Regions from separate parts of the Homo sapiens genome. Here regions 1 and 2 are each linked to region 3. Evidence: chromatin contacts called from ENCODE Hi-C data. All regions are on one chromosome and are shown on one strand. The core of a region is the stretch at or near the end of the contact, and the rest is flanking DNA. Distances in the headings are between cores, read along the strand shown.

Region 1 (2,861 bases), core at 198-2,697, 7.4 Mb after region 3:
ACTATCACCTTGGGGGTTAGTATTTCAATATGTGAATTTTGGAGGTATACATGCAAACAATAACACCACCAAAGGAGTTAGACCACTGCTTCAGGATTCTGTTAAAACGCAGATGCCGACTCAGATCAGAGATGGGACCTGGGATCCTTCCTTTCTCATGAGCTTCCTGGAAGATGCAGTTCTGGGGAGGATCACACTCGACCTTAAAGAGCTAGAAGATTGTGGAAGGTTTAAGGACTGGAGTGTGTCCTGTATTTTCCTAATGTACGTTGTGCCTTCCCTTCACTAAATTCCGGTAGAGGTAAAGAATTCTGAGTAATGCAGTCATTCTACGATAAGGCAATAAGGTGTTTCAGGATCAATTTTCTCTAAAGAATAGTTATGTGAATTAAAAACATCTTCCCTAATCGTCACATCAAGGACTCACAGGTGTTGTTGGCCAGAGACGATACACCAAAACAGAAAGAAAAAGCCCAAACCAGAGGCAATTTGGAGAGCTCCACCCCTCCTCCCTGTTTTGTCTAAGGTAGAGACATTCTCGCAGACGCTCCTTTGTAGCCTCAGAGAAAGTAAATCTCTGCCCTTAAACTAGGGGACCTGGAGAGCCTTCAATCACGAAGTCAGGGATTCCTCCAGGCTTGGTTATTAGGATTAGATAAGGAAAACACCGTTTGGGGAGAGAAAGAATTATCAGAGTCCTTTAAATCTTGGTGGGCATGGCAGGCATCTTGGCGGTCGTTGAAGCTGCTTAAGTCTGAGCCAAAGGTGCCAGAGGACAAAACAGCCACCTGCTCACGGCCCCCTATGTGGAAAAAGCTTTCCAATTTAGCTCTCTCATTTTAGCATCTCAATCTGCACATAAGGCACGCGGGAAACTCAGAGAGGTTATGCTACCTGCTCAAGGTCACACAGCCTAAGGTCAACTGAGGATATGAAAGTTCCCCAGAGTCATAGTCCAGCTTTTCCTTTAGATAGCACTTCTTAAAAAAACCAAAGGCACGCCTTGAAAAGCTGCGGGATGTCCAGCCCCAAAATAGCCGCTGGAGTTGGCCCCTAGGGGCAGCTGGACCGCCCAGGCGGGCGAAAGGGTGGAGAGGGAGAAGAACCACTTCCGGGAAACAGACGCGAAGAGGGTAAGGCACTTCCGGGGCACAGAAAATGAGGATTATTAAAGGTCAGTTGCTCGCAGGTAAGGGCCAAGTAGCGTTAAAAGACACGTAAGGATTACAACGCCTCTCTAGGGTGTGGGTTAAAATGTCTCTCTAGGTACTCGAAGATAACATGACTCTAAACGAGGAATCCTTGCCTGCGCTGGAGGACGCTCCGGTCTAGCGGCCAGGTTGAGTCCAGAAGTTTAAATAGAGCAGGCGGGGCCTAGCGGGCGCCTTCGTCGGCGCGATGACGTCACATACCTGCGCGGGAGGCGGTACCAACCCCTGCCGCAGGACTTTCCTGGGCCGGCTCGCGGAGAGCGTAGCGCGGCCTTGGTGGCGGAATGGCGTTGAGTGACGGCCCGGCCCCGCCATCTGGTTAAAGGGACTCGTTCAACACGGAAGTGTCCCGGGGCTGCATTGGTACGGAGCCCTGGGGCCCAGCAAGGGTGTGCTCCTGCGGGACTGATGCGGGGACCACCCCGGCCCTGCCGGCCTCCAAGCCGCGGGAGGGCACTGAGCCTGTGCTGGCTGGGCCTGGCCGCCTGGTTGCTACACACCCAACCCCCTTCCCGTCCCCATTTGCAGAAGTGGAATCAAAACTGGGGCTTGACCCCGGATCGATGACTGGGACTCAGCCTACGCGGACGCCAGCGCAGCCTGCGGCGGCCGAGCCACCTGCCCTCACAGGGCCTGGCCGGGTGCATCAGGAACAGGCGGTCTTAGGTCCCTAAATTCGAGGCCCTGTAATGTGCCTCATCTTGGGGTCCCTGAATGGGGCCCTTGGGCCCCCAAGGAAACCCTGAGACCTTCAGAATGGACAGCCTTGTGGAGGCACAATTTCATTCACTTGGGCAAATTGTGCGCACTGAGGCATAGGAAAACATGTAATTTTGTATTTAGATGTGTTCCAAGTATAAAGTGGCGTGGCTGACATTTCATAGAGCCTTAAATTGCCTTCACCAGGCATGACCTCAGTTTGTGTTGAGATACTTGGCAAAGAAATGTATTGCATTGTTGAGTGATTGCTTATTGCGTTACTGAGTAATTGTATTGGCGTTCATAAAAGCATGGGTGCTCACAATAGAAATTGGGAAGGGGAGTAGGGAACTGTATTTGAAATCTTCTGATACACTTACCAAGAACAAATGTATTGTTCATTTGGAATTTGATACGGTCTCTAATAATTTTCTGTTTCATAATGGTAGTGCCGCCCCCACCCGCAAAACGTTTCAAAGGGTCAAGAGAAAAGACCAAATGCCCTTGTCAACTGGAATTTATACGTCTGTTTCCTGCCAAGTAATTAAATCGTAGATTCATAATCTATGTACCGAATAAATGTGGAATGTTTTTGTTTTGTTTTGTTTTAATGTATAAGACTTGGGTCAAGGTGAGGAGGGAAAGAAAGGGTTTCCTTGAAAGATTCTTGTGTTTAATTAGAATTAATTGAAACCACTGTGCTTAAAACAGAGAATGATGTTAGAAGAAAGCCTTGGAACGATGATCAACATAAGACTACACAGTATGTGGGATAAACTATTCCAACTTACAGCATTTTTGTTTTTTGTATTGCCAGTGCTACAGCTAGAATGAAGCACATCAACCTATCATTTGCAGCGTGTGGATTTCTGGGCATTTACCACTTGGGGGCAGCATCTGCACTTTGCAGACATGGCAAAAAACTTGTGAAGGATGTCAAAGCCTTCGCTG
Region 2 (3,266 bases), core at 325-2,824, 9.4 Mb before region 3:
AAATAAATAAATAAAAATTCCCTGATCTTTTTTCATATATAGTAACAGCTAGTTACAGACCTTTCAACTTTTCACTGCCATTATCAAGGTGCCCTGCCTGCTAATACTGAAGAAAAAAAAAAGCCTACATTTTGTTTTTTGGAGTATGTCTCCAATGCTTCACGTAGGTAACTTAGCAAAAAAAGAATAAGCATGAAAAAAATCCAGCTACAAAGGTTTAAATATTTGTTTCAAAATTACCATCTGGAGTATCTCTATCCTCCCCAAAAGCAGACAGACACTAGCTTACAGCAGTCTTTCAGGTAACAATCCTTCAGTCTGCTCTAAAGGAAAAATTCCAGTCACAAGTCCCCAGCAACTACTTAATGAACACCATGACCTAAGAGGAGTCTCAAGATTGCACAGTATCCTCCAAAGTGATTTCCTGATGTTCATAGATGACGTAGTTTTTAGGATGAAGAAAGGGCTTAGTGGCAAATCACTGATAGAGGCCTGCAAAGACTGTTCGTTCACATACTTACACCCAACATCCTATCTGTAATCCAGGCAGGTCGACTCTCCAAAATAGTCTTAAAAAACGAACGGCTAGAACAAATTGAAATCTGTGACTCACAACTAGGTGAATGCAAAGGAAGCTGATTAGGAAGCGAGTTCTCATTAATGGTGATGTATCTGAATGACAGGAGAGGTGACGCTTGAGCTAACAAAGTGAAGCATCTGATTTTAAGTTAGAAGTTAACTGAAGTCACGCTTTAGTTGAACACTTAAAAAATCAGACAAATCTATTTGCATTTTTGTATTCTATTTTTGGAAATAAAAGACACCCCTGACAAACGGAGTGATATACAGGGGATCCGAAATGCCCTAAATTGATGCCATTTTTTTGAAACTTCACCAGGAATGACTAGATTGTGAACAGGATTTCTACGCAGCACTTGAAGAACTTTCCAAAGAATCTGAAAGAAAAATTGTTAATGCATAAAGTAGAAACCCATTACCTAAAAATACAAAACGCGTTATTCCCCGATGACAGCACTTAGAGCTTTCTTTCCTGCTTAGTTACAATGTATAAAATTTTCCTGGAAGTTCCTACAAAAAGGGACACAGATCTGTTCTGTTCAAGCCTTCAAGTGGATACTTAGGGAGATCGCAGTGAAATACTTTCGGCCCCACGGGGCCAGTCTCAATAAAGTTATACCCAGCACGTGGGTGCAACTCACCAAAAGAAATAGAAACGCAATCGACTGTGGAGACTCTCAGTGGCAGAGGTGAGACAGCCTCCCAAACAAAAATCCCTCCAGGCTCTGGTCCTCCAAGAGCAAACCGCGCCTAAAGGAAGCCCGGTCCGACGCCAGAAGGGCCCCCGCCGGGGACGACCAAGGTCTGCGCCCAAACAAACCCGGGTGTGCGCCTCCCTCAGAACCCCCACCACCGGCAATCATGCCACTGTCCCAACCCGGAGCCCCGCGCGCGGAATTGTCCCTCACCACTCGCCCCTATCTCACAGTCGTCGCCGTGCACAGGTGCCATGGTCCCGAATCTCCCGATTCCGCGCCAACCAGCCCAAAACTGGCGCGGGGGCCGAGACAGGCGCCAGCCTGAAAGCCAATCAGCGGCTCGGGAGGCTGCGGACTTCCGGCCGGAAGGCCACTGACGTGCCGCGCCGCGCCGCGCTCCGCCCCCGGCCTTCCCGCGGACGCGCGTTTGGCGCCCTGTGATGACCCCTTAGGGAAAAGCTAGAGCTGAGGGGAAGCCGGAGGAGAGCAGGAGAAAGAAGCGGTCGGGCGCTGGAAAGGAGCCGCCTGGAGACTGCGCAAGCGCACGCATGCTGATGGGAAAAGATTTGGGCGCGTGGGAGAAAGGGCGCTCTGGTTCTCAGAGCCCATTTTCCCGGAAAGGAGGCGCGGGCGGGCAGGAGAGTGGGCGTGGTTGGATCGTTTTCCCCAGAGCCGGGAAAGCGACTGCCTCCTGCTGCGCGCCCTGAATTTTGCCTGATAGTTTGCTTCTCAGCAGTCTGGATACAGTGGCTGTGTGATTAACAACTTAAAGATATATGCTCCGTCTTAACCAAATAACCAGAAGTAGCATTACCAATAAATGGCCATCTGATCTCATATGCCTCCTGATGTAATGCGTATGAAAAAGGAAAAACTTCGCCTATATGGTCTTCTTGCAAAAAATGTCTAACCTGAATCTAACCATGAAGAAACAATCAGATGTATTCAAAATGTAGGACAATCTACAAAACACCTGACGTGAACTCCAAAATTTCAATGTTATGAAAAACAAAAAGGGTATTCAATTTTTGTGTATGATACAATGGCTGTAATGTGTACATCTCATGTTATCTCTTTCCAAAAAGGTATAACATTTTTATTAAATAATGCCTGCCACACATTTGTATTTTTTCCTACATTATTGCCCACATGCTTATTGATCCCTTCTTCATGTGACAACAATTTTGTAATATTTTCTCCAAAGAGGATATAAAGATAATTCAATCTGTCTTCTAGCATGGTTGATCAATACTTGTTTCTTAATTTCTGATTGTTTAGAAAATGTCTTTCAGCTTCATAATCATTTAATATCATGTTATGTGATCCATATGTTGTGATACATAACATGTAGTAATTTACACTTAGACATAACTTCCTATTTAAAGTACTACGACAGATTTATTCCTACACTTCCCTTTTAAAAACTGATGGAAGTTTTATAGTTTTATTATCAAGCTTTTTCCAACCAGGAGAGAACCATGTTGGCTAGTCATTAATAAGAACCAAATCCTTACCTTAACAATTTCACAGCTGATTACTTCCCACATGCCCGGGTATAACTCTAGGCATTTCAAACCTCTTTTCTCTTTCACTACTGCTGTGGTCTGAATGTTTCTCTCCACATAAAATGTATGCGTTGAAACCTAATCACCAGTGTGGTGGTGTTAGGAGGTAGGGCCTCTGGGAGGTGATTAGGTCATCAGCAGGAACCCTCCCTCATGAATAGGATTAGTGCCCTCGGAAAAGAGGCTCCAGAGAGCTGCCTTGCCCCTTCTTCCATGTGAGAACAGAGCAATAAGGCACCATCTATGGACCAAAAAGTGGGCCTACCCCAAACACTGAATCTGCCGGCACCTTGATCTTGGAATTCCCAGCCTACAGCACTGTGAAAAATAAATTCCTGTTGTTTATTAGCCACCCAGTTTGTGGTATTTTGTTATAGCAGCCTGAACAGACTGAGACAATGACCCACATACTTTGTGGGAAAAG
Region 3 (3,096 bases), core at 295-2,794:
GAGGCTTAACCCTCATTTATACCTTCCAGGATTTCTACCCCCACTCTTTGTCTTAAAACCTATTACAAAAATGGAAAGGAGGCCAAATGCTGTACCTATCTGGTAATGTCGCTGTTATCTGTGAAACCAACTACAAATTATAAAGCTTAATTAAGTGTCCTTGAGTCTTCATCACTGTAATTCTCCGATGCTTCATCAATATTAACACAGGGCAAAGTATCGATTGCTACTCTAGTCTTACTCATCAACTCATTAATTCGCTTCAAATCTCACAACTAAAATGCTCTTTCAATGATGTTATTGCACTGTAATTTGTATAAGGTACACTCCACGAAATACTGTCAATACATTTTATTGTGAGCATCTAATATGTGTCAGGGAGTGTGCTGACATTGGGTAAAGAAATTCATGTATTAAACTAAAACTTCCTCAACATCCATTACCAAGAACAGATCCTGCCTCAGTTTACTATCTGGCAGGGAAGGCAGACATTTAACAAGCAAATACAATTTCCGTTTTCAGAAAGAAGTCCATGTGAGATCTCAAGAGACAAGTAATCAAGGATCAGGGTGAGGAGGGAGAATGCAATCAGGCAAACAACTTGAATATCATCTGATAAATGTTATACTTTGGCCAGCATGTGGCCAAAGTACTATTAAAATTAAAAAGTGAGAGTATTTCATTCTCTGGAGGCTTGGGGAAAGCATCAGAAAGGAGCAGACATTTTCAGGGATGAATAGGCTTACACTAGGCTTAATAAAATGGGTGCCAGTAACGGTGGCTGTGATGGTACTCAGAAAGGAATTTCTTCTCGAAAACGCACGTATGGCAGGGATGGGGGATTCCAAGTACCAGCTGTGACGCATGGATGACCGTCATACCACTCTCACTGATTCTTTAGCTTCCTAGTCAAGCACCATCGTAACTAGTTGAACCAGTCGAGTGGGAGTTGATATTTCAGATCAGACCTCGTATGTTTCCCTCAGAGTGTAGAATTGCCATATAAATAACAGGATGTCTAGTTAAATTTACATGTCCGATAAAAAACGAATGTGTAGTGAAGTCCCCAATATTTGGTACATGCTTGTATTAAACATCATTTGTGCTTTATCTGAAATTAAAACTTCATAGTTTCATCTGTTTTGACTTTTTGTGTATTTTTATTTATTTATCTGGCAAACGTCCCAGAGCGGTAAGAACCGGCACGGTTTTGCCGTGGCACAGCTGATTACAAACAAAAAGTCTCTCCAATCAGAAGCAAGCGCGCAGAGAACTGGCGTCCGGAATAGAGACGCTGTAACCAGGAAACCAGGGTGAGCACCCACCCTACCGTCGGCCGCTTCTAGGAGACGGGCGCAGGCGCGCGCTGACGTTACATCTCGCGCTTAAGGGTGGGGACGACAGAGCGTCTCTCTCGGACGTGACCTCAGCGCCTCTTTGTGATTGGCTGCCTCGGGGGCGCGGCCCTTGGGCGCGGACGCCCTAGATTGGTGCTGCGGAACAGCAGGGAGGGACTCCGGCTGCAGCCGCGGGAGGTCCGGACACTGGCGGCCATGGAACTCACCGGTGAGTGCGCGTCGCGCCGCCCCTCTCCAGCGCTCTGGGCCGCTTTCGGATGGGGCTGTTCTGCGCGCGTGGGATCGTGGCGGGTGGTGGAGGGGGTGAAACCGACCCGGTTCGAAGCCCGGAAGTTGGGTCGGAGGGTCTCCAGAGTAGGTTGGGGCTGAGGGTGCGTTTAGGGCGGACGCGCTGGGTTCCTTGGCTCAGGCGGGTGGGTCGAGGGACTGGGGTCTCCGGAACCCCGGGCCTGAGACCAACGTCCACTCTTTGGTTGTTTTCTTTCTCTCTTTGGGCCTGGCCATCCCCGCCATGAACCCAGCGGGGTCGCTGTCTGAGCAGGGGTATCCCCTCCTTGGCCCGAGCGTTTCCCCAGCGACCTCTCAGGGAATCAGGGAATGAAGCTCAGACAGTGCCCAGGAATTGTCGGTGGAAGTACCATTCTCTTGACCCACAACTCCTGCCAGGTCTCCCTAAGGTTCTTCAGGAACCTCTACTGCTAATGATTGCCCAGGGCTCGTTGGTCGTGGTCGAGAATTTTACGGTAATGTCTTTGCCACTTTAAGTGGCTGGGTGGGAACCTTGGACAAATCACTCAACTTGTCTGGGTTCTCATTTGTAAAACGAGAGAGGTATTCACTAGAGCTCCAAGCCTCATTTCGGCTTTAAGAGCTAAGATTCTGCGATTGTGCAGCATAATGAACTTTTATGTCAAAGATGTTTGGACTGAAAACCTGGCGGAAGTGGGCAGACTCCTCACAGAACGTTGCAGGCTAATGACAACATTTTAAATGATATCATTTGGTTCATTACTCACTGTTTTTGCTATCGTTCATCTTTTAAAACTGGTAGAACTGGAAGTTCGGGTTTAGGTGACCACAGTAAGAAAATGTTAGTTAAGCCACCTAAAAGTACAAACTTGGGGAATTTCAATATTTGGTAATATTGAATCTTAATTAGTAAACTCAGTCAACAAACACTTCTGGGGTCTTTCCGAGAGTATATTTAAAATGTAGATGAGGCCGGGCACGGTGGCTCACACCTGTAATCCCAGCACTTTGGGAGGCCGAGGCTGGTGGATCACCTGAGGTCAGGGGTTCGAGACCAGCCTGGCCAACATGATGAAACCCCGTCTCTACTAAAAATACAAAAATTAGCTGGGCTTGTGGTGTGCGCCTGTAATTCCAGCTATTCAGGAGGCTGAAGTGGGAGAATCGCTTGAACTCGGGAGGCAGAGGCTGCAGTGAGACGAGATCGCTCCACTGCACACTAGCCTGGGCAACAGAGTGAGACTCCGTCTCAAAAAAAAAAAAAAAAAAAAAAAGTAGATGAATTTGTTGGAGAGACTAGACAGTTAAGCCTTTGCACATACAGTTAATTGGCATTTTCTGAGTTTGCAGGTGAAACCGGAAACTCAGAGCTTTAGGATGGCTTCTCATTGTATAGTTGTTTGTTTTCTGGAGCCTTGGAAATCTCATTTGTAAAGCTGAGGAAGATTTTGACTAGATATCCAAGATTCTTTTTAGCTTTAAGTGTCTA

Evidence for each region. A loop is a pair of places that touch in the nucleus more often than their neighbours do. Pooled maps may share reads with other maps.
Region 1: a pooled map shows a loop between it and region 3 (10-fold over the local background). The contact joins the promoter of PNPLA4 here to the promoter of PIGA in region 3. A Hi-C loop is called at or near these places in 4 of 50 pooled maps.
Region 2: a loop to region 3 is called in a pooled map, with 4 times the contacts of the local background. The contact joins the promoter of POLA1 here to the promoter of PIGA in region 3. A Hi-C loop is called at or near these places in 3 of 50 pooled maps.

What each region holds. Positions count from the first base shown.
Region 1 is chrX:7,925,999-7,928,859 of GRCh38, reverse strand. PNPLA4 (patatin like domain 4, phospholipase and triacylglycerol lipase) reads left to right here and starts at 1,447. Exons shown (of 7, transcript NM_004650.3): 1 at 1,447-1,574; 2 at 2,728-2,861. The coding sequence starts at 2,741. It overlaps LOC107985675 (a long non-coding RNA gene), which reads right to left and starts at 1,360. Exons shown (of 5, transcript XR_001755784.2): 1 at 1-1,360. RefSeq lists enhancers at 840-919, 1,260-1,309, 1,330-1,569, 1,800-2,029, 2,692-2,741 and a silencer at 2,718-2,861.
Region 2 is chrX:24,692,226-24,695,491 of GRCh38, reverse strand. It overlaps POLA1 (DNA polymerase alpha 1, catalytic subunit), which reads right to left and starts at 1,574. Exons shown (of 37, transcript NM_001330360.2): 1 at 1,488-1,574. The coding sequence starts at 1,530. RefSeq lists enhancers at 1,313-1,402, 3,105-3,266 and a silencer at 1,593-1,752.
Region 3 is chrX:15,333,971-15,337,066 of GRCh38, reverse strand. PIGA (phosphatidylinositol glycan anchor biosynthesis class A) reads left to right here and starts at 1,544. Exons shown (of 6, transcript NM_002641.4): 1 at 1,544-1,566. RefSeq lists enhancers at 1,613-1,692, 1,743-1,792.